2 separate regions of the Homo sapiens genome follow, and region 2 is linked to region 1. Evidence: read pairs that join two places in POLR2A ChIA-PET (ENCODE). Cell type or tissue: A673. All regions are shown on one strand. Links, peaks and the distances in the headings refer to the core of each region. The heading gives the core; the rest is flanking DNA. Region 1 holds the start of CLYBL-AS3 (CLYBL antisense RNA 3). Region 2 overlaps CLYBL (citramalyl-CoA lyase).

Region 1 (15,884 bases), core at 2,527-10,526:
AGACGGGGTTTCGCCATGTTGGCCAGGCTTGTCTCGAAGTCCTGACCTCAGGTGATCCACCCTCCTCGGCTTCCCAAAGTGCTGGAATTACAGGCATGAGCCACCGCGCCAGGCCAGCTTCTTCGATTATTAAAAAAAAAATAAATTCCCTGCAACTTGTTCCATCCTCATGAAGGGCATCTGTGCTGCAAAACCCAGCCCCACCAGCATTTCTCTCAAAGGTGTGGCTGTAACACAGTGCAAGTGCATCTTTCAGAAACAGAACTTATAGGCCAAGAATATACATATATGTGTAGACAAAACCAGGAAACACAATCCCCAGAAAGAATAAGCAGTATACTATAAAGAAGAGATGACTCCATCAATAAGGCAGAAAACAGCTTGGGACTATGAAAATCACCAGAGGACATTTCCGGGTGGAGAGCTCACAGCGGTTGAGAGAAGGCTTCCCATCTCCACTTCAGTTCTGCAGAGAAAGGCAAGAACTGAGATGCAGAAAGCAAGGAGGACGTTAGCAAGTTTCTGAAGCTTTGGGGGTTTTCACACAGTGAGGATGCCCATATTGTGTGATGAGATAAAGTGAAATCATCTGTCAGCCTGTCTGTTCGCATAGTTATGCTATTCATAGAAAATGTACCTCTTTCCCCATATAAAACACCATATGCCTCTTTTCTTACCTAATTAGGTGCAGACTGTGTGGGTATCCTAGGGACCCATAACGTTTTCCCAGGTCTACGGCATGTAGTAGGAGGAAGCCATGCCGGTGACTCAAGTGGCTGTTTTGGGTCCTTCTGTAGAACATTCTTCAGAGATGTCAGAGCAATTGGAAACCATATTAATGAATAAATAAAAAATGAGTTTTGACTCCTGCCATCTACAGCACCATGAGAAAGGAAAGGAATGAAGATATCAGCATTTTTTGGACTCCAAAGACACCATTGCACACCTCTTCCTGCCTCCACCTGCTTACAGAGCCCGAGTTCCATGATCCGCCCTTGTAATCACTACCTCACAACCACCCGTGACGCCCTTGCTGCCCCCTCCCTCGACAACCCTGTGTAACTCAGCCATCACCCACTCCGTGTCTGCACCTGAACACTGGTGGGAAAAACAACCTGTGGCTGCAAGGGGCTGCAGGAGGGAGAATTGATGCTATTGTCTAAGGAAGACAGAGTTTTGGTTTGGGAAGATGGACAAGTTCTGGAGCTGGATGGTGGTGATGGTGGCACAACAATGAGAATGTACTTGATGCCACTGAACTGTATGTTTGAAAATGGTTCAGGGCCGGTCACGGTGGCTCACACCTGTAATCCCAGCACTTTGGGAGGCCGAGGCAGGTGGATCACCTGAGGTCGGGAGTTCGAGACCAGCCTGGCCAACATAGTGAACCCTGTCTGTACAACAAAATTCAAAAATTAGCCGAGTGTGGTGGCACACCCCTGTTATCTCAGCTACTCAGGAGGCTGAGGCAGGTGAATCTCTTGAAACCAGGAGGCAGAGGTTGCAGTGAGCCAAGATCAAGCCACTGCCCTCCAACCTCTGGGTGACAGAGCGAGACTCCGTCTCAAGAAAAAAAAAACAAGGTAAATTTTATGTTATGTATATTTCGCCACAATTTGTAAACAGTTTTTAAAAAGACACTTGCTGGGCGCGGTGGCTCACGCCTGTAATCCCAGCACTTTGGGAGGCCAAGGCCGGCGGATCACGAAGTCAGGAGTTCGATACCAGCCTGGCCAACATGGTGAAACCCCATCTCTACTAAAGATACAAAAACTTAGCTGAACATGGTGGCGCACACCTATAATCCCAGCTACTTGGGAGGCTGGGGCAGGAGAATCGCTTGAACCCTGGAGGAGGAGGTTGAAGTGAGCTGAGATCATGCCATTGCACTCCAGCCTGGGCAACAGGGCAAGACTCTGTCTCAAAATAAACAAATAAAATAAAATAAAATAAAATAAAATAAAATAAAATAAAATAAAAAAATAAAAAGACACTCAACATTGTTGGCTGGTCTCATTTTAAATTCTGGTATATAAATAGGAAGTGGACCATTGACCCTGGCCATCAATACTAACATATTTCCTCAGTTTTTTCACTTTCCCACTCTCCAGATGACTATTTTACCCTTTCTCCTGTCTCCCTCCTACACCCTTATCTCTTTCTTCCCCCAACCCTTCAGTGAGAACATTGGAGCAATCCCACAGAAGCCCCCTCATCTTCCCATCCACAAAGCTACAAGCCCACCCTTACCTCCAGCCTTGGTCTATCCCTCCCTCTTGCTATTCGGGATGAAATGTCCTGCTCTTATTAAAAAAAAACCAGCCCGTTGAGGCCGGGCACAGTGGCTCACACCTATAATCCCAACACTGTGGGAGGCCAACGTGGAAGGATCACTTGAGCCTAGGAGTCTGAGCTATAGTGAGCTATGATTGTGCCACTGTGCTCCAGCTTGGGGAACAGAGCAAGACCCTGTCTCAAAAAAACAAAAAACAAAAAACCCCGGCCTTCAAGGTGGTGGGAGTAGGGGGTAGGGGGCAGCTGCTTACTGGTTACAGAGTATTTGGGTTTGGGGTGATGAAAAGATGTTGGAACTAGCACAATATGGTCATACTATATTGTGAATGTAATTAATGCCACTATTGTGTACACTTAAAAAGAGTCAAAATGCAAATTTCATGTTATATATATTTTACCACAAAAAAAAAAAAATCTTTAACCCTAGCCCCTTGACTTGGGCTCTGATCCCACCGTGCTCAAGGACTTGATTCCTACGTGGTTCTCTTTTGCTCCAGCACTGTCAACCTCTCCAGCTCTCTCTGCCTCCCCCTGCCCCTTGGAGGCCACTCGGACCAGGGCCAGCATACAAACACGCCCCACATCTCTTGCCTGTAAAAAACTCCTGCAATCTGCTTCCCCACAGTCTCCCACTTGGGCTCTGCCCCTTCCCAGCCCTCTGGGACAGTGTCCAGGTTTTACTGTCCCTGACTTCACCCACCCACCCAATCAGCCTTCCACCCTCACCTGTCCACAAACCATGCATAGCAGTGTCATTGGAAAACTCTGTGGCCCCCATCAAGGAAGCGCTCAGCCTTCCAGATACATTTTTTACTTCCATGACCTCATCCTTCCCTAGTTTATCTCCTGCCTCACAGACAGCTCCTCTGGATCTTTCTCTGGTCCTTCCACTTCCTGCTAAAATGCCTCCAGGACTCTCTGCTGGGCTTCTTCTCTTGTGGGCTCACAGAATATCCCTAGGTAATGTGAGTTTAAATACTCATGGTTTTAAATATCAATAAAAACCAATATGCCCTAAAGCTTCCAAACCTACACCTCCAGCCCTCACCTCTTCCTGGTCTCCAGAATTTTATATCCTCCCATCTAACTGGCACCTCCACATAAATAAATAACTTTCTGTCCCAAATTGGCTCCTGCCCCTACTCATGGCACGGCTCCTGCCACCAGGTGCTGGAGTCAGGTCAGGGTCCTTTCCTTCATCCTTCTCCACCGCACCTCTCCCTGTGTATTCAGCAAGCGCTGCCACCTGCTCATCTAAAACGTGGCCCAGACCTGTGCGCTGTTCTCCGTCCCCATTCCCCCATCATCTGGACCACTGCAATGGCTTGCTCCCAGGACATCCGGCCCCGAATCTCATCCCACACAACAGCCAGACCCCTCCTCCAAATATTAAATAACATTATTTCATGCCCCAGCTTAAACCCCTCCAGTGGCTTTCCCTGGCCCTAAAATAACATCTCAACTCACAATATGGTCACAGTCCAGCCTCCATCTCTCAGCCTCATCTTGAACCACACTCCTGTTCCCTGTGGTCTGGCCACATGGGCCATCCCTCTGGCCCCCTTACTCAGTGGTTTTCAATCAGAGGTGATTTTGCCTCACAGAGGGCATCTGGCAATGTCTGGAGAAATGTTTTCTCTTTTCTTTTCTTTTTTTTTTTTTTTTGAGACAGAATCTCATTCTGCCATCCAGGCTAGTGTGTAGTGGTGTGATCACAGCTCACTGCAGCCTCTACCTCCTGAGCTCAAGCCATCCTCCTGCCTCAGCCTCCCAAGGAGCTGAGACTATTTTTTTTGTAGAGATGGGGTCTTGCAATGTTGCCCAGGCTGGTCTCAAACTACCAGGCTGAAGCCATCCTCCCACCTCGGCTTCCCCAGGAATTACAGACATGAGCCACCATGCCCAGCCTGGAGACATTTTTGACTGTCACAGTTTGGAAGGGAGGAAGCTGTTGCTAGCATGTAGTCACTAGGGGCCAGGGATACTGCTAAACATCCTATAAGGCAGAGGAAAGCCCCCCCTTAAAGTGTTAGGTCGGTCTAACATCGATGTAACATATTATTATTATTACTATGATCATTTTTCTAAAAATCCCACCCAAGGCTTTACTCAGAGAAATATGATATGCCTTTTAATATAGATGAAAGGAATTAGAGAAGTTTGAAACTTATTTTTTACCTACACGTTTCAGAGAAGAGAAGGCAGGAGTGTGGCTGAGGGCTGGGACCTGGCCCTGGGCAGAGCCAGCCACACATCTGTTTCTGCAGCAGGTCAGGGAAGAACAGACCTTTGCCTAGGCAACATAGTGAGACATCGTCTTTACAAAAACAATTTAAAAAATTAGTCAGACACGGTGGTGTGCACCTGTGGTCCCAGCTACTTGGGAGGCTGAGGCAGGAGGACCGCTTGAGCCCGGGAGGTCAAGGCTACAGTGAGCCATGAGCACGCCACTGCACTTCAGCCTGGGCGACAGAGCAAGACTTTGGCTCAAAAACAAAAACAAAAAAAAAGTAAAAAAGGCAGAGCCAGAGGCAGGGTCCATCCCCAAAAGGAAATGCCAACAAAATAGCCTGTCCTCACTTATTGAATGGAAAAAATGATTTCCTTTCACTGTTTAGTCTAATAAGCAGGAATCTGGAAACCCTGGCTCCATCCTCTGCATTGTGATGTTGGGAAAAATTCTGCAGGACTTTCAAGCCATCAAAAGCCAAGAAAAAAAAATCCCAGAGAGGCAAAATTGGGGTGAGCTGTCACTAAGAATTTATTTAATTTGTGGCTATTTCAAGGTATGACATTCCATATTTTCTTAGCCTCATCCCAGCTTTCCTTTCTTTCCTCCCAATTATAAAACTAAGCAGAAGAGTGATACTCTCCTAGAAACAACAATTAAAGGGATTCTGAATGAACCGAGCAACTTTCACAGAAAAAGCACTGTCCTAACTATTGTGTGGTCCCCGAAGAAATGAGGTAGGAGGCCCATATCTTGCCTGAGAAGTCAGCACCTCTCACCTCCATGGGCTTTCACGCCCCTTACATGTATTGATTCATTATTCACACAGTGGAATATTACTCAGCCATAACAAGGAATGAAGTTCTGATGCATACGACAGCATGGATGAACCTTGAGGACATTATGCTGAGTGAAATAAGCCAGACACAAAGGAACAAATACTATATAATCCCACTTAGATGAGATCCCTAGAGTAGTCACATTCAGAGAGACAGAAAGTTGAATGGAGATTGCCAGGGGCTAGGGGAGAAGAAATGAGGAACTATCGTTTCATGGGTACAAAGATTCTGTTTGGGAAGAAGAAAACGTTGTGGAGACGGATGATGTGATGACTGCACAGGAATGTGAATGTACTCGACACCAGTGAATTGTACACTTAAAAGTTTTACTCCTTGCAGGTGCCCCAGGAGAGCGTTCCTGTATAAAGGTCAAGGTCAACAATGGCTGAGTGCCAACACTCAAAGCAGCCTTTGGTGTATAAGGAGACCACACCCAGGGGAGGAAGGGCAGAGCTAGGGCTGGGAAGGACTGAATTTGGAACCCAGGGTGGAATCAAGCTGAAGAAGGCCAAAGCTTCTGCTATCTTCTGGTCAAGAACACGATTAAGAGCCCAGGAGAAAAAGAAAGAAGGCCCCAGTGTCTCAGCTCTGTGGGGTGAAGAAAGTGGAAGACAGAGTGGGTGAGAACTAGCCTGAGCTAGGGAAAGTGTTAGGAAAAAAGTAGAGTCCAGAGAGGACAAAAGAAAGAAACTGTGGTGCAGTGGTGAGTGGGGGCTGAAAAGCTCCTGCTGGGGAGGGGAGGAGGCTGGGAGAGAAGAAAACAAGGCTGTGGGCTGTAGCAAGCACTGCTGGTGGCAGGAGGGGAGGAGGCTGGCTGTATGCTTGGCTGGCTACAGCCCAGATAACTTGAACTCAAAGGAGTCGTTTGAGTTTAATACTCCCCCAGGACTGTAGAAGAGGAAAAAAGGAAGGGAAAAAAAAGTCAAAAGTCTCCAGAGGCAGGAGCATTTTGTTTTAAAGGACTACCTCTTGGGCCTGTCCCTAATTTTCTGGGGTTTGTTCCTGGTTTAAAAGGAGAAGTTTTATGTCACCCGTGAGAGTCTGCATTTTTGTGGGATTCAAATATTTCTTAATTAGGTGTTGTCTCTTTACAGAAAGAAAAGACGCCTTTTATTTCCTTTTACTTTGCTATTTTAATTTACTCCCTTTCGTGTCTAATAACTAGGTAGGGGAATGTGAAACAGCTGCTGTAAAATATGACAAACCCTGCTCCCTGGGAACACTGAGAAGGAACTATCTCCCATCCCAGGGAAGAGCGCCTGCCTCCCCGCCCAATCCCGGACCCGACAAACCCTGTACAGCACTGTGGTCCCTCTCCCTGCTCTTATGGTTGGGGGGTGGGGGGATGTTTGAATGAGAAGGACAGTCACTGGGTTGCTGGGAATCATACATCCACCTTCCCCAAGTGGCCTGTCTGTCCCTTTGCTTAGGCGCCACCGTTCCCAGGAGGGTTGAGACTACTTTATCCAAAACTCGGGAATTTGCCCCCATGAAACTCCAGAAAATCAGGGAAAAAGAAAAAAAATCAGAACAAAAAAAGCAGCAGAAGTGGCCAGGAAATGTTTGACCTTGGTCTGCTGGGTACTGACTGGTGTTCTTACTGTGTTCTCGGTTTGAGAAAAATGACAGAAAAGGGAAAGGGGGTGGATGTCGCTTTTCTACTGCCACAAATGTAAGGGTGGGCATACACCCTATCTAGTTCGGGGTCAACCCTTCAGCAAAGGGTCAGTAGTTGTCCGTGAATTGCAGAAGCTTCCCAAGGGATCCGGAGCACAGATTTGCAGGGCAGCCCAGGGCACCGGTTTCCGTCTCCTGAGCTGTGTATGATGCTTATGCGCTCATTTTGCTGGCAAAAGAGCCTGTCATAAAATGTAATACTGACTATAAAACAAATCAGTGCTTTGAAACGACTTGTTTCAGATGTTTTCATAAATCCCTAATGGCTCAGGCACGGCCTGCTATTGATAATATCAATGTGTTAATAGTTCCTCTGAAGCAGGAGCACTGGGTAGGTCTGAACACACACACACACACACACACACACACACACACACACACACACACAAAGATGGGACGGCCATGAAACTGGAAGACAATGGTTTGGCTCTCCCTTGAATTCTAGCTGCACTTTGCTGACCTCGGAAAGCCACAGCCAAGTGAGAAAGCTGATAGTCTAAATCCATGGCTGGAGCTCCCCTTTAAAGTGTTTTAAATTGGTTCATAAAAAGTATATTATATAGGTACACATGTACATATAAAAGCATGTAAGCACACCAGTGTTCACAGCACCACTACTCACAGTAGCCAAAAGGTGGAAACAACCTGTGTCCATCAACAACAGGAGGAATCTACAAAATGTGGTCTATCCACACAGTGGACTACTACTCAGCCATAACGAAGAATGAAGTTCTAATGCATGCTACAGCAGGGATGAACCTTGAGGACATTACGCTGAGTGAAATAAGCCAGGCACAGAAGGACAAGTACTGAATGATCCCACTTAGATGAGATCCCTAGAGTCGTCACACTCAGAGACACAAAAAGTTGAATGCAGATTGCCAGAAGCTAGGGGAGAAGAAATGAGGAACTATTGTTTCATATACAAAGATTCAGTTTGGGAAGACTGAAACATTCTAGAGATGAATGGTGTGATGACTGCATGGGAATGGGAATGTACTCGATACCACTGAATTGTATGCTTAAAAATAGTTGAAGCCAGGTGTGGTGGCTCACACCTGCAGTCCCAGCTACTCAGGAGGCTGAGGCAGGAGGATCACTTGAGCCCAGGAGTTGGAGGCCAGCCTGGGCAACACAGTGAGACCCCATCTCTTAAAAATGATTGAAATGGTAAATTTTATGTTACATACATTTTACCACATTTTTTTTCTTTTTTGAGACAGAGTCTCACTCTGTTGTCCAGGCTGGAATGCAGTGGCACAATCTCAGCTCACTGCAACCTGCACCTCCTGGGTTCAAGCGATTCTTGTGCCTCAGCCTCCCGAGTAGCTGGGACTACAGGCGCAGACCACCACACCCAGCTAATTTTTTGTATTTTTAGTAGAGACTGGTTTTCACCGTGTTGGCCAAGCTGGTCTCAAACTCCTGGCTTCAAGTGATCTGATCTGCCTGCCTCGGCCTCCGAATGTGCTGGGATTACAGGTGTAAGCCACCATGCCTGGCCTTACCACAGTTTTTTTTTAAATGATGGGGAAAACATGCGAGCAATGGATATTAGGCTTCTCTACAACTTCCTGTGTCCTCTTCTACTGTGCCCCAAAATAGGGCCCACAGCTCTGTTTCTAGGGCCTCAGAGCACCCAGCTCCCAGGGAGGCTGTTACTCAGCTGAGCCTAAGAGGTTTTGTGTCTGCCGTTCCACAGACAGTCATGGGGCCAAGGAAACCTTCCTATTAAAAACTTCATTCCAATCTCAAAAGAAACTTAAGGGCCAAGCAGGATATTATACTTTTCATTATGCAATTTCTCTGCTTCTTTTTTTTTTGAAATCAAATCTAGTTCTGTCACCCAGGCTGGAGGGCAGTGGCACAATCTTGGCTCACGGCAGTCTCTGCTTCTTGAGTTCAAATGATTCTCGTGCCTCAGCCTCCCAAGTAGCTGGGACTACAGGCTTGCACCACCACACCCAGCTAATTTTTGTATTTTTAGCAGAGAGGCAGTTTCGCCATGTTGCCCAGGCTGGTCTTGAAATCCTGACAAAAAGCGATCTGCTGGCCTTGGCCTCCCAAAGTGCTGGGATTACAGGCATGAGCCACCACACCCAGCTTCTGCTTCCTTCTTAACTGGCATCACTCCAATTGGAGGAGTCGGAGAAAAATAAATACTCCAATCTTGCCAGGGGCCAAAGACACTAATGTTATTGGAAGACACATTCCTGTCTCTGGACCACTCCAGCCCTCTGCTTTACAGAGTGGATATAAAGGATCTGGGCGTTGAAGGCTGGAAATAGCAGGAGGAGTGGCCAAGGAGGGGTGGCACTGGCTAACGGGCAGTGGTTCTCCTGGACTTGCCTCTGTGTCTCTAGGTGTTCTTTCTCCCTGAGAAGAGACTCCTGGAATCACCTCATGATTCTGTCCCTCACGGGTATGAACAGGGAACCAGCTGTGCTGCCGGTTGTGAGAACACAGAGCGGTGGCCCAGCAGCGGCCAGGACTCACCCAGAAGTTTCTGTCAGGAACACAACAGACTCTTGCCCTAGGCCACAGTTTGTTCTAATGCGTGCTCTTTCGGGTCAGTTTACTTAAGAAACGACCAGAGCAGTCAAACCTTTGCCCTCGCCCCTTAAAGGGGACAAACATTGGCATAGTTCCTCCCATTCCAAGGCTCCCCTGGGCCCTCCCTGAAATGTCCCATACATGTCATTATCCGAAATCAGCCTGCTACAAACTCCAGGCTCCCGCTGCATGGGTTTTTATGTCAGTGCCAAACGTTCTTCTTTGCGCCAGGTCAGGAGGATGAAACTCATGACTGGTGACAAGACAAGCCCTCCCAGAGAGAGGAGGACAGTCTGTGGGCATGATCCTGTTAGTTTTCAGACTGATGAGTCCAGTGGCAAGGACCCTGGAAGGGTCCCATACGCCCTGCATGGGGAGTTCTCCTGAAAGGGCACAAGGAACACAGCACGGGGCTCCCACTGATCCAAGGAGGACCTCAGGTGGGACTGCCAAGGAGCCTGCACCCCAATAAAGGCAGAATCAGAACAGAGCCTGATTAATAAACAGAACCTAGTCAGATATGACTTAAAAGCTATTAGGACTTGGATTGGGAAGAAAGAGGCATAATATGAATATCACTAAGAAAACTTCGCAGTCAGTATCCAGATTTTCTAAATCAACCACTTCAACAAATTCTCTGCCAGCTCATAAAATGTCTCCTGACGTGCCTTCCTTTCTCTAAACGATGCTATTTTATTAAATGGTGTAGGAGCTGGGAGAGAGGGGAGGAGTAGAGAGACAAGTCATGGGTGAATATTTCAATTTTATTTTCATTGTAGCTTTTCTCAGTCTTGCTTCCTTCAACACTGTCCTAAATTTGGCTAGGTCTGATAATTTCCAAGGTGGGATTTAGACATGCTATAATTGTGTGTGTGTGTGTGTGTGTGTGTGTGTGTGTGTGCACCTGTCTGATCAATATATATTTAACATGCACAAGTATTCTGTACACTGGAGCAGAAATGTGCACAACAGACTCAAAGGAGTATTTGTGTTTATCATGTTAGGCTCCCAGGTATTTTTAAGAAAATCATACTTGGCTTTATGCTTTAAGATTTCCTTTTCCTGGTAATTCTTCCTGAAGCCTGACCATTGTAACTTCTTCAGCACAGACTCACTGGGGATGGGGGAACAGGAGTATGCAAAGTTACAAACCACTTTTTATATTTTAAAAGGTGCTTCTCCCAGATTGTTGACCGGCTGGTTGATGGTCCTTATCCGGATCAATTTCCTGTTTTTCAGGCTGACCCAGACTCTCAGACCATGGCGGGGTGAGCAGCAGCTGGGCAGCTCAGGGAGCTCTGTCATGCTGGGGACGGGGGCTGAAGGGAAACCTTTTTTTTTTTTAGGCTGAGTCTTGCCCTATCGCCCAGGCTGGAGTGCAGTGGCACCATCTCCGCTCACTGCAACCTCCGCCTCCCTAGCTCAAACGATTCTTCTGCCTCAGCCTCCCAAGTAGCTGGAATGACAGGCGCACACCACCAGGCCCAGCTAATTTTTGTATAGTTTGTACAGATGGGGTTTCACCATGTTGCCCAAGCTGGTGCTGACCTCAAGCGATCCTCCCGCCTCAGCTTCCCAAAGGGCTGGGATTACAGGCGTGAGCCACCGCGCGAGGCCAAGAAAGCCTATTTTCAAACAGGATCCTAGCTGCTCCTGCCTCTCTCATCCTTGTGTCCTGCAAGCAAAGGATACCTAGGACCCTGGGGTAGAGGCCAAATGACCCGGGAGTCAACTTTGAGAAAAGGAGGCTAGGGAGAGGAACAGAATGGGTGTCTGATGGTGAGACCTGAGGAAAGGTGGAAGCAAGAAGACTGGGGGAGTGAGACAGCTGCAGGCTTAGGACACCCTCCTGAGAGCCCAGAGCACTGTGGCGGCGTTGGCTCCCCAGACTGGGGGCCTCAGGAGAGCTCGCGACAGGCTCCCCAGCAAGCTAAGCTCCCACTCCCGGGAGTACAACCGCCCTCGCGCAGGTGTACGCCCAGACACAGCCATAGCCAGCGGCCTCCAGGTCTGGGGCTGTCCAGAGAGGCCTGGGGGCCACACCCCAGCCCTCTGCCTCCCCACCCCCGCTCCAGGACGGACCCTGTCTCACCACAGGGCCACAGAACCCTCTTCAGTCCCACCAGAGAACAAACACTCCAGACACTGATTCGATCTGTACTGAAACCACTGGTTAGAAAATCCACAAGGCAACCACCGCCTTCGCACATTCCCTACCTGCAAGTATTGACCCCGATCAGCCAGGCCTGGCCGCCAGAACCAAGGTAGAAACTCAGGACCCGGTCCTCAGAAGCTCACAGCCCCAGGGAGTCTAAGAGACTGACCTCAAGGATCCCCAGGAGCCACTGTTTCTTCTGGAAGCCCTCTGGAGGAGCGTTTTTCCCCACGGCCTTTCCTCGCCTCACAGTTGTTCACACTCTCCTGCTCCTGGGGGAACCCAGGCCGGCTCATCAATGACCCCTCGCCTCCCCGCCCTCCTCCATTTCCTGAGCTGGGATAGCCCCAGAAGTTGAGCGTTTCCTATGCTGGAAGGACTTCCAGCTTGGAGCGGAAATCGGGGCCGGGGCAAGGACGCAGGGGCGTGTCGCCCACGTTTCTGGCCCGGCTAGCCGCAACTCCTTGGATGTAAACGAGATTTGGCCGGCGCTGCGGCGTGTGGGGAAAGATGATTACACTCGAAAGGAATCACGACTCCTTGCGGAGCCATTACTCGTGCCGCTCCGCACGCGCAGGTTCTGGCCCGGCTTTCAGCAACTCCCCGCTCCTCGCTAACCACTCGCTCGTAATTTGTGGGCCGCAGTGGAGCTGCGCCCGGGGCTGCAGCCCCCCAATTAAAGCACTTTTGCAGCTCGGACACCCAGAGAGCTGCCTCCGCGCACGCCAGGCCGGCACCTCCTGCTCCCACTCCCCTCTCCGCCCAGCCGTGGGCAGCTGAAATGGATGTGATTTCACGCACTTCCTGCGCGCGCACACACACATGCACACATGGACATACACTTGCACACACGCACAACGCGCATTCCCCCTCCAATGCCGCCCGCACACGTGCGCGAGCCTGGACGTTCCCCTTTTGTGCTCGTTTTGCAGGCCCAGAGCTCCTGCTGCTGGTTTTCTCCTTTCTCTCCTTCATCGCCTCTTCCTTCGCCACTTTCCTTCTGGACCCTCCGGGCTGGCTCCTGCCCCTCTGCCCCGGTGGCGCTCTCGCCTATTCCTCCCGGGAGGAGCCGGGGCCGCAGAGGTGCGCCCTGCACGCCCAGCGAGGGCCGAGTTCTGGGACGGCTGGGACCAAAGGGCTGGCCTCCGGCCTGCGCCCTGTTTGTTTTCCTTTCGCCCCCTGAATACTAGATTGAGACGTAAAGATTACCCGGGCCGAATAATGCCGGGAGTCAACACTCGAGCAAACAAAAGTGCTTGCACAACTAGTCAACCCCGCTGGGACCCGGGCCGCGGGCTGGGGGAGAGAACGCGCTCCTCGCTGCTAATTACAAATAAATGATGATGTGCTCACTAAGTAATTGATTTAATGAAGTTCCTATGAAACTATTAAACCCGGGTGGAGGTCAGGCTGGAGGCGCCCCAGAGCGCCCATTGTGGGCTGTTTAACTCCACCAGGCTCCTCGGAAAGACATCGGGGCTAATAGGTGAAGTCACAGCTGCTCGCGCTGACTTCTCGGAGCGCCCGGCTGGCCGCGGGCACCCTCGCGCCCTCTTCTTGTAGCGCCCTTGTGCCCCGCCGCCCGCGCCCCGCGCCGGCCAGCTTACCCACGCCACTCCCAGCCCTGTCGCCAGCTCCCGAGGGCCTCTCCAAAGGGATCCCGGGTCTCGTTAAGAGCGGGAAGTTGAGCACTGAACTTGTGCTCACCGCCAGCAGTCGGCGGCGTGCACCGCCGCCCACCCCTCCCTCCTCACTCCACCCCCGCCACTTCGTGCAGGAACTCCAACCAGTGTGCCACGCAGGGTGCTCGCGAGCTCTTGGCAAGGTGCCTGGATCCCGAGCGTGTGCCCAGTGCACTGGCTGGGGCTGGGCTGGGGGGGTTGAATTGCGCGTGAGCGTGTGTGTGGGGGGGGTGGTAGGGAGGTGGGTGTATGCGTACGAGAGAGAGTGCGTTCCGGGCCAAAAGGCCATCTTTCTGCATCCGTTATCCTGGCCTGGGCCCTGTTCATGCAAAAAAGTAGAGGAGGTAGGGACAGCAGAGAAGAGGAATGAGGAAAGATGTGCAAAACAGATCACTCAGGTAGGCGGTTGGGCCTGGGAACTCCAGTCCTAGGCTGTGCGGGAGTGGGCTGCTCTGGCGCGGCCCTCTCTCGCTGCCCCACCGCCCACCTCTGCCCGCGTCCTGACCCGGCCAGGCGTTCCTTGGCCCCAGAGCGACGCCTCCAGCTGCCAATGGGGCGTAGGGCCCCAGGCCCGCATCTCAGGGCTGTCTGAATGCGAGCTCTCCGGCCACCCATTGCGCTCAGATTCCAGTCTCTGCAGGAAGGGTAGGGACTAGTTCTCCTGCAACATGGCTCTTGGTGGAAACATGACCCGCCCCTTATCCAAAAGGCCAGAGGGAGCCCTGAATGGACACATTTTAAGATGGAGAATCAGACATTGCAAATGGATCAAAAGCTAAGGGTGCTAACCACACACACACACACACACACACACACACACACACACACACACACGGGGGTGGGGGTGGGGAGGGCATTTTACTGCATCTCCCCCCACCTACAAGGGGTCGTGTGGTAAAAGAGAAGGCCCACATCCAGGTGAAACGCCACATAGGGAGACGGGGGCGCCTGTTGGGCTTCTGGCTGCAGAAATCAATCTGCCGGGATGCCCTGCCCCCTCTGCCCAGCCAAATCTTGTCTCTCTTCATCAAGAACTGATAGTTAACAGAGTTTCTCAGAGCATGCATTTCATTTATGCCACAGTCAGTTGGCAGTAAGCTTCATTCCTTTTTTTATGTTAGGAATTTTCAACTGCTGAAACCAATTTCCATTTGACTTTGAATCAAACACTTGCAATGGGGGGCAGGGGAAAGGGACATTTTGGCGTGGTTGTTGGCGACTTTAAAGAGAACTCCACTCCCGCCTGGATCTTTGGTCTCAAAGAGGGTCTCAACCTCTGACTTCGGGGAATATTGACAAAAATCAATTTGAGTCTTGCTTGAGGTCTCAGTTTCGCCATCTGTAAAATTGGATCTGGAGATCCTTGGCTGAGGTCCTTTGGGCTTTATTTGTTTGTGATCTGTGAAGGGGACCGTAGGGAGAGGTGGAAGTCAGTCAAGACGCCTGTTTGCACCAAGCTTTTGTCTTTCTTTGTAGAAGCGAGTCCCTTTGTAAAATAACGCCCCGCCAGCCTGCCTAATGGATTTGTGCAGAGCTAGAGTTTTCATTTTCCCCACGCAGGAACGACGAAAGAGAGGGGGTCTTCCAACCCAGCGAGTCCCGCTTGGCCCCGGTTTGCCAGCGGCGCTCTCCAAAATGTGCCAAAAGCTGTGCTTGGGGCACTCTCTCGACCCCGCCCCGGGCAGCTGTTCCCATTTTGTTCCCGCCTTCCCTCCCCTCACCGCAGTCCCTCGTATTCCTTTAACGCCTGCTGCTGACTGCATCCCTGCTGCCCTTAATGTAGGATGGGCACTTCTCTTCAGCCTCCAAATGAGAAGTGACATTTGCACTCGGCTCAGCCAACGCGTGAGCAGAGCGCGGGGGCACAGGCCCATTGACCGAGCGCGGCCGAGGGGCCGGCCGGCTGGGCAGCATCCGAAGCTGCCTTAATTAATACCATCTTAAATAGTCCAGCAGCCACCGAAGACAAAGTTGAAGAAAGACTTTAAGGCTGAGTGCCCCTCGACAAGCTCTTTTTCCCGTGTCATTCAATATTTAATGCGCCCGCTTGTAATGCTACTACTGGTGTTCCTTTCTCAGCAAGGACATTATTTTTTCACGGTGCCCATAGCCAGGGAAAGCCCTTTAGGCAAAGAAAATCAAAATGTTTGTTGTTTTGGATGACTTATAACTCTTGTTTAACACAAGCACTTTCAGGAAAGTATAACAGGCGCAGCCTCCAAAGCAAACAACACAATCCTTGTGACAGAGTCGGACACAAAAAGCACATTGTCTTGCGGACTACCCCTTTTCTCTGGTGCTAGATGGGGGCCTGTCTCCGAATGAACACCACGATGCCATTTCACTTTTGAACTATTGTTTTTGAGTTATGCCATGTGGTCAAAAGGAGCGAGAAGGGGGTTGTTTCCAGGCTCATAAGACAAACGAGTTGCCTTTTCAATGAAATCCCCCCG
Region 2 (15,884 bases), core at 2,992-10,991, 150 kb before region 1:
GTTTCCATGTAGTTGAGTGGTTTTGAGTGAGTTTCTTAATCCTGAGTTCTAGTTTGATTGCACTGTAGTGTGAGAGACAGTTTGTTATAATTTCTGTTCTTTGACATTTGCTGAGGAGTGCTTTACTTCCAACTATGTGGTCAATTTTGGAATAAGTGTGATGTGGTGCTGAGAAGAATGTATAGTCTGTTGATTTGGGGTGGAGAGTTCTGTAGATGTCTATTAGGTCCGCTTGTTGCAGAGCTGAGTTCAATTCCTGGATATCCTTGTTAACTTTCTGTCTCGTTGATCTGTCTAATGTTGACTGTGGGGTGTTAAAGTCTCCTATTATTATTGTATGGGAGTCTAAGTCTCTTTGTAGATCTCTAAGGACTTGCTTTATGAATCTGGGTGCTCCTGTATTGGGTGCATATATATTTAAGATAGTTAGTCTTCTTATTAAATTGATCCCTTTACCATTATGTAATGGCCTTCTTTGTCTCTTTTGATCTTTGTTGGTTTAAAGTCTGTTTTATCAAAGACTAGGATTGCAACCCCTGCCTTTTTTTGTTTTCCATTTGCTTGGTAGATCTTCCTCCATCCCTTTATTTTGAGCTTATGTGTGTCTCTGCATGTGAGATGGGTCTCCTGAATACAGCACACTGATGGGTCTTGACTCTTTATCCAATTTGCCAGTCTGTGTCTTTTAATTGGAGCATTTAGCCCATTTACATTTAAGGTTAATATTGTTATGTGTGAATTTGATCCTGTCATTATGATGTTAGCTGGTTATTTTGCCTGTTAGTTGATGCAGTTTCTTCCTAGCCTCAATGGTCTTTACAATTTGTCATGTTTTTGCAGTGGCTGGTACCGGTTGTTCCTTTCCATGTTTAGTGCTTCCTTCAGGAGCTCTTTTAGGGCAGGCCTGGTGGTGACAGAATCTCTCAGCATTTGCCTGTCTGTAAAGGATTTTATTTCTCCTTCACTTAGTTTGGAAGTGAAGTTTGGCTGGATGTGAAATTCTGGGTTGAAAATTCTTTTCTTTAAGAATGTTGAATATTGGCCCCCACTCTATTCTGGCTTGTAGAGTTACTGCTGAGAGATCCACTGTTAGTCTGATGGGTTTCCCTTTATGGGTGACTCTGGCTTAGTTTTCTGTCAATACCCACTTCATGACTAATTGTCTGAATCTCCCCTTCGCATGTTCAGAAGCATCCAGTATTCTATCGGTTCATTTCTTGGAGAAGTCTCTCCCTGAACCATCCAGTCCCTTGAAGTCTGGGCTGCTGGTCCTTCAGGCAGTGGCACAACTGGAATCCTGAACTCTCCCTTCCCCACCATTCTGGGGATTCCCTTCACTTTTCCCTTGTGATCAGTGTCCTGTTTTCTACATCCTATGACTTTTCATTTCTAGGTATGTTTCTGTGTTGGGGTGAGGCATATCCGCCAATGGCTCCTGAGAAACGGCTTCCTTCTGAAGCATAGAAGCAACTTATATGAACATAATCTCATTTTTTTTCTAATTTGGCTTGTAAAGAGTAGAGATCTATTTGGAGTCTAAACCAAAGAATTGTGATTTGAGGAAGGCCTTTTTTTGGGAATCTAAGTTAATATTCTAGGATGTCACTTGTGGGCAACTTAATTTGATACCAGCAGTCTGAGTTAGTGGAAAGGGTAGAGGGCTTGGCAACAGAAAACTCATTTAAATTTCCCAGTTTTGACACTTGCTAGCCAGGGAATTTGAGTCCTGTAATCTCATGAGCCTCTGTTTCTTTAATCTATCCCATGAGGTTGGTGATAATGAAACACACACCACCCACCACAGGGCCAGCTGTGAGGCTCAAACAGAAAAGCCCTTTGTAAACTCTGAAATGCTACATAAATAGTGTCTTTTTTAAAAAAAAAACAAACAAAAAACAGCGGTGTCATTTTTAAAGAGGGTAAAGCTTAGAAAATTTAAGAGAGTGAGTAATTAGTATGTCCCTTAAGGTATCTCTTTAACATACAGGAGCATAATTTGATAGTCAGGAACTTTAGAGCCGTATTGCTTGTGCCTGTGTCTGGATTCTGATAACATTTTGTCCTAACAATGTGACCTTGGGGAAATTAATTCCACATCTTTGTACCTCCATTTCCTCTTCTGTAAAATAAGAGTAAGGATGGTAAGAGTAGTATTCCACCCCACAGAATTAGATTAAAGGGGCCTGACATTTGTGAAGTGCTGAGAGCTGTGCCCAGCACATATAAGTGCTATGTGAGCATTTGATAAATCCATAAATAGCCATTGTCTTAACCGTGCTCCCAAACAAGTGTCTGAGAGCATCAGTTCAAGTCTCTGGTGATTGATTGCTTTAGAATGCCAAGACTTACTGGTATTGATTATTACCTTAGAGTCCTGACTCTCACAGGGTAATATATTGGGACAGATAGGTTTTCTCTCTAAATATCATGGAGTTTGCCAATTTTGCTATTTTTTAAGCTTCCCCCCTCAATGGTAGACAAAGAAAAGACTCTAATGCCAGAAAAACGCCACTTTTCCACTTAAGCTCCTATATAGATTTCTTAACATGAGGGGGCTGGAAACAGCCATCTGAGAAAGATGTTACTTATTTTTTTTCCCTCCAGAAGCCAGAGAGAAAAATAAGTCATTTTATTGAACTGCTAAACAATAGATTTTTACTTTGCATTATTGTGCCAGATACTTGAGCAGTTCTCGGAAGAAAGGGAAAAAGAAAAAGTCCAGAGAAGGCAGCACCATCTGGCTGAGGACAGTTCAGAGCAAGTGGGAGCTGGGCTGGAGGCTGGACACTGAGCAAGACCCACACACAGTGACCCTTCCCCACCGTGGGAAACAGGAATGGGAGGGCAGCTGCAGGTGGGCTGGGATTGTCTGGGGAGAGCTGGCCACCCTCAGTAGAGGGGGCAGGGGAAGCACCTGGTTGAGTGGGGATCAGAGCAGCCGCTCTCTTCTCAGCCAGCTGCTCCACGTGGCAGAGTACTCAGGACAACCAGGAGGGCCGCCTTGTTGCAGCTGCCTTCCTCGGTGAAACACAGAGGAAGGCAAATGCCTTCTAAGTGGCAGTCAGTGCTTTGGCAATCCCTCCACCCCACACCCCACCCTACGCCCCACCCCTGGAGTTTCTCAACTGGGCCATGCTCTTTGAATGCTTCTCCTGCCAAGGCCTAAAAGAAGGTGAGTGGTTGTGGAGGCGAGAACAACTGGAGGCTGTGCTGTAGAGAAGGGAGTGCAGCTATGACCCCCACAGTGAGCCCCTTCCTAAGTGCCTCTTCCCCAAACAGAAATTCCTGCAAGGCCTCCTGTAGTCACCTGTTAGACTGCAGAACCGGGGAGGCACTCCATTTGTCAGTGTGAGTTGCTCAGAAAGAAACGCCCAATATCATTCAAAGTTATTGGCTTATTATTAGTCTTTATTATTAATTTATTAGTACTCTTTATTATTATTACTTTAATTGCCATACAGATGGAGGGTCCTTTCCACCTGAGCATATATATTCTCTCTACTTTGTGCTCTCATTTATACTTCTTCTTGTGCACATGTGCATACATAACACACACACACACACACACACACACACACACACAAAGTACGTAGACCTTAAAGCCCCATTTATGCTTACATAGACACACCGTACACATACACGAATCCATTTGGCTAACTTTTAAATTCCTCAGTGCTGTCACTTTTGTTGAAATAAATTAGTGGAGTGGCTAGGTGTATACTTCCCACAGCGAGCCAGTGAACTAATGTGCAGGGAATGATTAAATGTATACAGGGGCATGGGGAGCCAACTCCTCTTCAATAGGGGTGTGAAATTAGGATGGGAAGGCTCCTCTCCCAGGTGCCTTGCTTTTATTAAAAGACTTAAGAGCTCAGGAGATGTCTTCAATAGGAATTAGGATATCTGAGTCTTTCTGGAACAGTGTGGAAAGCTGAACTGTGCTTAGGAACTCTGCAAGGTCTTTTTGATCCTTAAAGGTTCTGATATAAAAACCTATCCAGGTTTTTATAAAAGTAGTAAAGTGTTTTCAGTCTTTTATTAATCTCTTCATACCCTTAAATAACCTTTCCCCTTTTGAACAGTAATTGTTAAAAAATAAATAAAAAACAACAAAAAATTTTTTCTCATTGTTTTATTCTTCAAACCAGGCATCCTCTTAATGCAAGGATTCAAATATCTCTATTAGGGTCATAATAGTCAGCAATTTCCATTTAATGAGATCAGCAAAGTCTCTTTTCAAAGAGATGCAGGCTTTAAATTGCCAGTTATTTCTTTTCCTGCAATTCCTAGGAATCCAATTAAGTAAGACTGAGTATGATCTATAATGTGATATATCTGGCTACAGAAAGCCCGGGCCTAGGCAATAAAACAGATCTTTGAGCTCCAGCTCAAAATTAAGATTAAAAAAAAAAAAAAGAAAGAAAATGCAGCTTAAATGATTCAAAGCTTTATAAATGTGGAAACTGCATCCATTTCCTCTAATATGAAGTAAGAAATAGCTTCGAGACTATGGTGAAAATCATTAAAGTTACTTATTCCAAATATAGCTACTAATTAAAATCTCTCCGTTGGACCAGGACCACAGGTGATTTTTACAAAATAAATTTAAGAGGTTTTGGTTTGCTAAATCTGTGACTAACGAATCAAATATGTGGCCAGGCGCCGTGGCTCATGCCTGTAATCCCAGCACTTTGGGAGGCCGAGGCAGGCAGATCACCTGAGGTCAGGAGTTCGAGATCAGCCTGGCCAACATGATGAAACCCTCTCTGCACTAAAAATACAAAAATTAGGTGGGCATGGTGGCACACACCTGTAATCCCAGCTTCTGGGAGGCTGAGGCAGGAGGATCACTTGAACCCAGGAGGTGGAGGTTGCAGTGAGCCAAGATTGCACCACTGCACTCCAGCGTGGCTGACAAGAGCAAGACTCCATCTCAAGAAAAAAGATTCAAGTGTATATAACCACTGCCAAAATAAAGAGAAGATAGTGTGAAATCATGCAGAGAACATGCTTCATATCAAAACATAGTATTCTTTTCAGTTTTTAAAAATTTCATTTGCCACAATTTATAACAGTATTAAATACTATATTTTCATTTATTATTATTATTATTATTATTATTTTGAGATGGAGTCATATGCTGTCACCCAGGCTAGAGTGCAGTGGTGCTGTCTTGGCTCACCACAACCTCCACCGTCTGAGTTCAACCAATTCTCATGCCTCAGCCTCCCGAGTAGTTGGGATTACAGGCATGTGCCACCACACCTGGCTAATTTTTGTATTTTTGGTAGAGGCAGGATTTCACCATGTTGGCCAGGCTGATCTAGAACTCCTGACCTCAGGTGATCCATCTGTCTTGGCCTCCCAAAGTGCTGGGATTATAGGTGTAAGCCACCACACCCAGGCTAAATACTATGTTTTTAATAATAAATCAGTGGGTGTATTTTAAGTCATAATTTAGTATTCTGATTTAGAGACAGAGTTCAGCAATAATATCATACTTTTGCCATGTATTTTTAAATATATCAAAGCTTCTCAGGATGGTGGTAGTGGTGGTTTAAATCTTATTCTGTACCGGCTATGCAGGCCGCATGGTGTTTTGCTGATAACAGAGGAGGAAAGTGTGGCTCGTGAGGAGCAAATGTCAAGTCAGGAATTAACTCAAGACACAGCCTGCCCTTCTACTAAAAATGTGCTATTTCAAATATGTTTTTGCAATTTCCTCCATGTAATGCAGTTGTGTTAGCCATTTATTGGTCAGAAATTAACCTCCAAAAGTTAACAGTTGGGCCCTGAATTCTCAGCCAAGTCTAGTCTAAGAAGCAGCATATTCTTGGGCAAGTTATTGATTAACTCCAGGTAATTAAACCAAAAAGACTTTTCTAGGGCCAGGGATAGTGGCTCACACCTGTAATCCTAGCACTTTGGGAGGCTGAGGAGGGAGGATCACTTGAGGCCAGGAGTTCAAGATCAGCCTGGGCAACATAGTGAGATCCCACCTCTACAAAAGAAAAAAAAATTACCCAGGCATGGTGGCATGTGCTTGTGGTCCCAGTTACTCAGGAGTCTGAGATGGGAAGATTGCTTGAGCCCAGGATGTTGAGACTGCAGTGGGCCATGATCATGCCACCAAACTCCAGCCTGGGTGACAGAGTGAGAACCTGTCTCAAAAACACAAAAAACAAAAACTCTCCCTAAACATCTGTCAAAAGAGCTCAAAAGCCTAGAGAGAAAGATGAGCCAGGTGCTGGCCGGAGATAAAAGGCCAGCTTTGTCTTTGGTTTCCCAAAGACTATTCAAGAATTGGAGGGTGAATTCTTGGAGCCTCCAGGGGTAGAAGAATGAAACTAAGGTTGAACACCAATAGGCATTCTGCTGAGCATTTCATCTAAGCCCCCTGCCATTTTGCAGGGGAAGGCTGATAACCTGGCCCAACTGGTGCAGGTCTGCAGGGCATGGGGCAGGGTGGAATGTTGTCAAGAGTTTCTCTTTCCTAGAGCTGTGGATGGATAGGTACACAGGGGAAAGCAAAGTAGAGAGGGCCAGTAAGTGGAAAAAAACTGTTCCACATAGTCAGAGCAAAGGGAGCCTGAAGTAGGTATGAGAGCCCAAATTTGTGGTCAAGACATAAGAGGATTAGGAAGAACAGACCTAGGAACTTCTACTGGTCAGGGCCATCATGGCTCCCTGTGCTGGCAGCCATGATTGGGCTGCTTCACTGGAGACATGCTGCATGCCATCAGCCTTCAACTTTGAGGGCCACAGGTGGGGTGGGCACTAACACATCTCCTTCCTGGGTTTGGCTGGAGGACAGTGGCCTCCTTGAATTTTGGCCCATTCCTAAACTGAAGGCAGTTCCCCACCATAGTTCCTTCCAGCCTCTCCCCTTCCTAAGAGGGCCAGGCTGTGGAGCTGACCATGGTGCTGAAGATGATCTGAGATTGATTCCAGAGAACATTTAGGGAGTACTTCCTGTGTGCTAGCACTATTTCTAAGTGCTCTGCATGGGTTAACTCATTTCATGTTCATAGCAATTCTATGAAAGAGGTGCTATTATTCTCCCCATTGACAGATGACAGATAAGGAAAGTGGAATACAGAGAGGTTAACAAACTTGCCCAAGGTCACACAGCTAATAAGCAAGGAAGCCAGGCAGAGCTGCACTTTGATCACCACATTTGCTAATGAAGGTTATTAACAGAGCCACACAAAACCTCCTGGATTTTCACTTGTCCAATATCATCCTAGCAGAAGTGAGCCAAGGTTCCCCATCTCAAGTTGCCAGGCAGGTTGCTGTGGGGTGGCATCTTGGAGAGTCAGACACAGTAGTGTAGACTGGTTGGGTACAAGCAAAAGTGGGCAGCCCACCTACTCCATCTAGTCAGTCACCACACCCTAATGTTATGACTTACTTCATACCTGCTTCCCTGGTAGGCTCTTGGCTTTGTGAAGAGGGTGCCATCGTATCCCCCATTGCTTACCAGGGTGCCCAAGACATAGTCATAGTAGGTATTCAGCAAATATTTTATGAATAAATGGGTTACATGTGATCAATATATGGTAGCTGTTATTAATTTGCTATTATTTCAACATTGATAGAAGCACCATGTTGTAGAAATTATAGTCCCTTTTTATTTTATATTTGTCATGCCCCACTTTGGGAGTTATATAGAGTTCAGAGTGCATCTTAGTCTCATATAGATGCATGTGTGGAGACAGAAATGAAAGAACTCAAGTCATGAGTTGAACGATTTTAATGCCTAAATACATGTATGACTGAATTTTTGTTATATGTTAGATTTGGGATCTTACAGTATATTTAAGATTTAAGATCTTATAGTATCTCAGGAAGATAGTTCCACTGACATGAAAATAACTCTGAACTGTCTCTTTTAGAGGATGTATAAGCATTCCATGTTAACAGAACTTGCAGTGGCAGTTAGAAAATATTCCAGTCAAATTTCTGGTTTTGGAGCTGAGTTTATTGCCTGTTTGTTGTTTGATCTTATTCAAATCATGTTTTTGTTGTGTTGTATTAATATATAAAAGATTTCTGTGTCTGCCATGTTAGCTGTTTGTGTGTGTGTGTGTGTGTGTGTGTGTGTGTTTAAACAACACTCCACAGCTGAGCTCTTGGAGGACCAGGCCTATTTTGACAGCTCCCCTTAGTCCATGTATCACCAAGCTCATTCTCTGCCAATACGTTCCACGTGATTTTGTGGACATGTGTAGCACGCCTGTGCAACTTGCAAACACCCATACATTATTACAATAATAATTGGGTTTTGATGCAACTGGAACTCAGTACTACCAAGCTGCCAGCATTTCCTTTTGGCTACCAGTACTAGGCAGGAAAATTATAGCCTAACTGTCTTCCTGTTTATTGATAAACAAAGTGGCCAGCCCAGCAATGGAGCCTGATTAGCAGTTTGCACCCTTTGTGAAAGGATAAACAGAACCCTACTGTTTTCTGTGTTTGACTGCAATTTGCATCTTTAAAGAGGTTGGACTGCCCTGAGATTCATGTTCAACTTGAGTGCCTGGATGTTCTTTGATATGTTACATGTCAGCCTCCTTGTTTTCCTCTCCTTCATCTTGAAACAATATTTGCCAGAGTTTCTCTGTTCCCATCTGGCTTACCATAAGCTTCCCCATAGTCACCTATCTGAAGAAGGAGGGAGGGAAGAGGCAGGAGAAGAAACGTCTCTGTTTCACTGCGCTCAAATTTTACATTCCCAGAAGGCCCTTTAATGTCATCTCAATTCCATTTTTTGAAGAGATAGTAATATAAGAATGAAGACCAAAAGACAAAAGAGAATCTGCTTACTGCTCTCTTTGGCCCATGGGATCATGTTTGGGCTCGTTCCCCCTCCATCATCTTCACTCACTCAGCAAAAAGTGCCTTCCCCCTTTGTAAAGTGAAATGTGGTATTAGTCACCTACCTCAAGTTTGGTGAGTGTTCTGTTCTGAAATTTATTCTAACCTAATTAGATTCTTAAACTAAATGGTAACAGAGCAAATAGTTGGCTCCCTCTGTAATTATTTTCCAGTGAAAGAAATGAAGATCATTTTAATTGGAATTTGCATGATGTAAAAGAGAGTATTAATACATGTAAACATCCATTAATCTGTTTAAACAAACTTTCCCCTTAATCCTTACCGTATGTAAACAACATTTGTTTTGCCTTAGAGATATTGCATGATTGGACCCACGAGACTCCAGTTATCCCACTGAACAGTTACGTTTTATAACTTCAAAAGAAATGTTATATATTTATTGGAGGTTGTAGGGTGTTAAGTGTAGTTAGACATAAATTGTACCTCAGCTATTTTGTTAATGCCAATAGGGATTAAATTAGATTTTTATAGCTGCTGTAGAAGTCTATTTGGTAGTTAACAAGTGGGATTTTTAAATCCTGGGAAACATAATCCTATTATAACACAGGCAGCTGAATTAACATAACCCAGGAAGGGACTCTTCGTGGATTAGCATTTTTTGACAATAACAAAGAAAATCATCAAATTGTGTGGGGATATTACATGCTTTTCTCAAAAGTAAGAACAGCGAATTGGGAAAAGGAAACGAGAAATGGCCAAACATGCTATTTCTTAGAGACCGTTTCTTTTTAAGGGAAAGACAGTGGAGGCTGGGCAGTAAGCTGAATAAATGTCTGCTATTTTCTGTGAAGTCAGTAATGCTTTTTCAGTTATTATTAAACTCTTGAATCTGAGAATTATAGAGCTGGAAAGAACTTTGACATTTATTTAATTTTTATAGTCCTATTCAAATATTTACTTCAAACACTTCAGAAAGATGGATATATCTCACATATATACATATATACACATACATATAAATATATACACGTATATTGCATGATATACACACATTCACACACACACACACATACACACACACTTAATAGTATATGAGTGGCCTTTTTAAAGAAGAGCCTTTCTTAAGTCTTAGCAATTGGTTTTCACATGCTGGTGAGGGTGATTATTAGAGCTTGCAGGACTTGCCAATTTTCATTTGCACGGGTATCATCTTAGCAGATAATCACATGGGCATCAATCACTGGCATATTATTGTGTTAGATAATTGCATGGGCATCAATCATGTGTGTATCTGGAGCAAGTCATCATGTGGGCTTCAATTTCATCTATCTGGAGGAAGGTAATTGTGTTGGAAGCAGGGAAGGGTGTGTCTACATGGCAGATAATCACATGGGGATCAATCACATAGATATCGAGGTAGATAATCCTGTGCAGATCCATCACATGTACCAAAGTGGCTAATTACGTGGATATCAATCATGTCAACACCCTGGTTTTCTGGTACAGGTTACACGTGAAGCACACATGTTGTGTGCCTGCTTATGTGGGAGAACAGGTCAGATGTCGCGTGCACCCACCCAGGGGCCTGCAGCGGTGTGGTGTGTGAGGAAGCTGAGCCATTCAGAGCGTGGCCTTCCTCCACAGAGCGCTGGAAATGCCATGATTAGGGATCCTGTTGGGATTCTTTTATTTTAAGGCTTTGGCTCCTGCCAAAAGGAAATGTTCCTGGGAGGAACATGACTGCATGTAGAAGAACGTGCAGTTTGTCGTCCTCCCCTCACTGGCATCTATTTTTCCCTCCTTCAGACCTTGCCTCCCAATTCCTTCTCACCCACATGGTTTGGGTGTGGCTTCAGCCCCAGTGGAGTCTGGGGCTCAGGGCCAACCAGTCAGTGCACTGCATTCCACTGGCCACCATGATTGGTTCAGGCCAGACCACATGACTTCAGCCAGTCCAATCAGAGTGAATATCAGGCTTTTTGGGGAGAAATTTAAGGGAGAGTTCATTTCTCTCTGAATTTTACCTGAGGAGGTGAGATTGGCGCTGCTGCTGCAACCAGTGCCTGGGAGAGGCTGATATGTCCAGGCCCCAACAAATGGAGCCAGAAATGAAGCCACCTACAGAAATCAGATCTGAGAGGTGGAGAGAAATCCTGTCCTGAGGATACTGCTTGGGCCTGATTTCAGCAGTCCCTGAAGCAAAATCCCTGGCCTGGAAAGGCTCACCTGAGCCAATACAATCCCTTTTGGCTTAAGACATAATTGTTTGGCCGGGTTTGGTAGCTCACGCCTGTAATCCCAGCACTTTGGGAGGCCGAGGTGGGTGGATCACCTGAGGTCAGGAGTTCGAGGCAAGCCTGGCCAACATGGTGAAACTCCGTCTCTGCTAAAAATACAAAAATTAGCCTGGCATGGTGGCGCATGCCTTTAGTCCCAGCTACTCAAGAGGCTGAGGCAGGAGAATCGCGTGAGCCCAGGAGGCAGAGGTTGCAGTGAGCCAAGATTGCACCACTGAACTCCAGCCTGGGCGGCAGAGTGAGACCCTGTCTCAAATTAAAAAACAACAACAACAAAAAAAAAAAACAAAAAAAAAAAAACGTAATTGGGTTTCTGCCCCCTTGCTTCAGAAGACCCTAACTGATAGGATAAAATCATCTGAGTCTTTCCTGAAGAACAAAGTTTCATAGGAGCAGCCCCAGTAGGGGAAGGAGCAGCTCTGAGGGTGTAAGTGAGGGCAGAAGGGGAAGCTGAGGCTTAAATAACATCACCGTCGCCCTTAGTATAGGCCTTGAGCTGCTCTTGGCAACTGTCACCAGGTGCCCCCCCTCCACACGTCCCTGTTGGAGTGCCCCAGTCTCCTGGCCTCTAAGCATCTGAGCTCAAGCTGTGAGGAACGTTTGTTAAAGACTTTTAAATGCAGGCTTAATGTTTTCCCTTTTCCCCCTGCCTATTCTTATTACTTTGATATTTATCAAATACAGTTTGTAATATTAATTACACATTAATGTTGAAGTGCAGTTCCCATCACCAAAATAAATGAAAAAATAGGTGTCCTCATGGCAAGAACCATACTGTTCCAAGGCATTCTTTTATTGCCATTTCAGTAGACAGTTGGATTTTTTTTTTATCAGCCTGAATGTGACATCTGATAATTATTGATTTGGAAAGAGATAAAAGTTTTGGAAAAGAAAGTAATAGAAAAAAAAGAATTCTCCTTGAAGTTAAATAGACTATTTCTTGGAAAAGCAAAATGGGAGTTTATATGCTTTGTCTACCAAATTCTGTGTGGCTAACAGCTTGTGCCTTTTCTCCTTCAGTTTTTATTCTTGTTAATACTGTCACTTTCTGCGTATGCTAAGGTTTATAAGAAGGTAATGTGACAGTTGATAGAAACACCTAGTAAGAAAACACGGCCGGGTGCAGTGGCTCACACCTGTAATCCCAGGACTTTGGGAGGCCGAGGCAGGCGGATCACCTGAGGTCAGGAGTTCGAGACCAGCCTGACCAACATGGAGAAGCCCCTTCTCTACTAAAAATACAAAATTAGCCAGGCATGGTGGCGCATGCCTGTAATCCCAGCTACTCGGGAGACCGAGGCAGGAGAATCTCTTGAACCTGATAGGCGGAGGTTGCAGTGAGCCAAGATAGCACCATTGCACTCCAGCCTGGGCAACAAGAGTGAAACTCCATCTCAAAAAACAAAAAAACAAAAAAACACACATCACTGAAATTTACCTAGAATCTTTTTTTTAGTCCCTTTGGGCTGCTGTAACAAAACACTGTAGATTGGGTGGCTTAAAGAACAAACATTTATTTCTTACAGTTCTGGAGGCTGGTACATCCAAGATCAAGGTGCTGGCCAGTTCCCAGTGAGGGCTTTCTCTTCTTGGTTTGCAAGTGGCTGCCTTCTTTCTGTATCCTCACATGACCAAGAAAGAAATCATCCCCATCACATTGGGGATTAGGGCTTCCATGTAAGAATTTGGGGGGGATATATTTAGTCCATAGCAATCTTAAAACCTCATTTTAATTTAATAATTCCAAACTCTTTTTTGGTTATTATTGTTAAATTTCACTCAAACTTTAGACATAGCAGAATGTAGCACATTTAGTTTGAAATTCACTTATTTTGGGGGGGTCCAGACTCTAGTTGAAGTTCAGATAAACAATAGGATGGCTAATGGGAAAGGGGGGAGCTATAATGCTTCACTCATTCACAGACCTCATTTCTTAAGTCCCTCTCACCAGTGCAGTACACAAGTTCTCACTTGCTGCAGGTAAATATTTGTGAAATGAATGCATGTATGAATGAGTGACTCCATAAATGACTGGTCTCTGGCTGGAAGGCATCCCCAGGACTTTAGATGGGAGTGTGAGAGATAGACAGTGTATTCTGCACTCCAAGCTGCTTGTGTGGTCTTCCCTCTGCCCAGCATCCTTGGGTCTTGCTGGGAACATCTTAACTCATGAGGCCTTCCAGGACTACTCAGACTCAGTTATCTTCCTGGCTGTATATTCTACATGTGCTATATGTACTTTCTGTTCTGTAACATGCATCAAACCTCAAATACACGTACAGCGCTTACCGTTCACACTAGACTGGACACTCTGCAGGCAGGGATTGGGTGTATATTGCCAGCACCCAACACTTTCCCAGCATGTGCCACTTCATTACTCTTAGTGGAGGTGGGAATGGCATGATTGTGGTGGACTCTCAAGATCTATCCCACTTCTCTGTAACCAAGCAAATCGGTAACTCATCCAAACTCAAGGGCTAAGTCTGACTAGACCAACAAGGGGTAATTCAGCCCTCCTTGCCAGCCCTGACTTTTCATCACCAGTGACAGATGTGGAGTGGCCGGCTGAAGGTTTCTAGGAAGGTTTTCTTTCCTCTTAAGAGAAGGCCATGGCAAATCAGTCTTTCCTTTCTGCTAACAATGACAAAAGGATGTGTTGCTACAGTCACTAAGGATAGCTTGCCCTAGAACAAAGGCAACATTGTGGGTTGGAGAGTAAGTAGAGAATGAATGGGCATCCTTGATGACACTGCTCAGCTGCTGGCTTCACCAGCCCATCGCTGGATGTTGTCACATAAATGTCGTTAGTGTTTAATTAAGCCAGTCTGAATTTGGGTTTCCAATCTTCCAGCCCAATGTATCCTAACTGAAAAGGAACTGCAGTGGAAAGCCTATGGGCTTTGGTGTCCAATACATTGGATTTGATTCTTCTTAGCAGTGTGAACTGACCTGACTTTCCTAATATGTGTAATGGAGAAAGTAATACTTCTCACCTGGGGTTGATGTGTGGAACAAAGAAAATATGTATGTAAAACACTTACCAGAGTGCCTAAAACACAACCAATGTTGTTTCTTTTCCATTTAGGAGATGGTTCACTTGTTGATCTGGGGGGTCCAGTGGGTTGAATTGATCAACAGTGAAATCAGTAAACTCTCTGGTCCTTTGCACATGAACTGTCAGGTAGTTCACCGTCTAGTATGGGAGTCAGATAGACATTCGCGGTCACACTAACAGTGGGGTTCGACTGCAGTCCTAACTGGAGAACAGTGTCCAGCTAACAGAGGTTGAGAGTACTGATCAAACCACACCTGAAGGCTGGAGTGCAGGTCTCGTAGCCATGAACTAGAGAACAAGAAACAGCGGAAGATGCTGAGGATGTTAATACTGAAGAAAGGACGACCAGAAAACAGAAACGACTTCAAAGAGAAAAGGGAGTGGAATCGTTCTGTGCTGCTTCAGAGGGTGGAGTGAGGACAGACCCCATCAACAAAGGACGCAAGCTTTCACTCAACAGGAGAAATAACTGTCTGAGAATTAGCAGTGCACAAAGGCAGAGAGCGAGCACCTCATCAACAAAGCAGCTCCCCTTCCCAGCAGCCACTCATCAGGAAGTCCTGCTGCAGGAGTTTGGGCCACATGGCCCCCAAGGGCTCTTGCAAAGATCTGGATTTGACATTAAACTGTTCAGCAGACTCTTGTTGTTTGGGCTACAGCAGGTGGATCTAGAGAGCTTCTCTGTTGGTTATACTGTTGCTGTTGTTTTTCTGAATTCCCTCCGTCTTTTTTCTGACTTCCTCTCTTGTTGGCCACTATAAGCACCACCCAAACTGACCTTTCACCTCTAACTGTTTTTTTTTCCATGCTCCCTTGATGATCAGAGAGATCCTATACATGAAGACAGAGTAATGGGATTTGTGCAGCTGCAGTGCAGTTTTTAGGGAAGCGAAAGGCTCCCTGCCCTGTAGTCTTCCTGTCTCGCCTGCCTTTATACCTGAAATGTTCCCTTTTCCCTCATCTTTCAACTAAGGCATCACCTCCAGAAAATACTTGATAAATGTCAATATAGTAACTGGTAAGTTGTTAATATATCACCTGTGAGGGATACCATATTAATGCCATATGCTTTTTAAAAAAGTGATAAAATATGCAGAACATACATTTTACCATTTAAACCATTTTTAACTGTATAGTTCAGTGGCATTAAGAATATTCACATTGTTGTATAATCATCACCACCAGCATCTCCAGAACTTTTCATCTTCCCCAGCAGAGACTTTACCATTCAACAATAACTCCCCATTTCCCCCTCCCGTCCCTGGCAACTCCCATTCTGCTTTCTGTCTATATGAATTTGTCTACTCTAGATACCTCATAGAAGTGGAATCATGCAGTATTTGTCCTTTTGTGACTGGCTTATTTCACTCCGCCTATTGTCTTCAAGATTCATTTGTGTTATAGTGTGTATCAAAATGTCTTTCCTTTTTGAGGCTGGATAGTATTCCATGGCATGTATATACCACATTTTGCTTATCCGCTTATCTGTCAATAGACACTTGGGTTCTTTCCACTTTCGGCTGTTGTAAATATTGTTGCCATGAACATGGGTGTACACGTGTCTGTTCGAGTCCCTGCTTTAATTCTTTTGGGTATATCCCCAGAAGTGGGATTGCTGGATCATCCGGTAGTTCTTTGTTTAATTTTTTGAGGAATTGCCGTACTGTTAATAGCATATACTTTAAAAACCTATA

The links. Peaks named below come from ENCODE experiments on the same cell type or tissue, not always from the same donor. Only the 100,000 strongest peaks of a DNase experiment are listed, where the experiment ranks them.
Region 2: POLR2A ChIA-PET joins it to region 1 with 5 read pairs; 2 of 35 experiments call an interaction of 5 or more read pairs at or near these places.

What each region holds. Positions count from the first base shown.
Region 1 is chr13:99,943,727-99,959,610 of GRCh38, forward strand. CLYBL-AS3 (CLYBL antisense RNA 3) reads right to left here and starts at 13,439. Exons shown (of 5, transcript NR_120421.1): 1 at 13,357-13,439. RefSeq lists enhancers at 12,519-13,494, 13,495-14,469. In A673, for the core only: no CTCF peak of the experiment used is centred there; a DNase peak (open chromatin) is centred at 6,195; H3K4me3 peaks cover 494 bases; H3K27ac peaks cover 1,448 bases.
Region 2 is chr13:99,789,486-99,805,369 of GRCh38, forward strand. All of the region lies in intron 2 of CLYBL (citramalyl-CoA lyase), which reads left to right. All of the region lies in intron 1 of CLYBL-AS3 (CLYBL antisense RNA 3), which reads right to left. Among named protein-coding and RNA genes, the nearest start is that of CLYBL-AS1, 68 kb to the left of the region's middle. In A673, for the core only: no CTCF peak of the experiment used is centred there; DNase peaks (open chromatin) are centred at 6,926 and 9,496.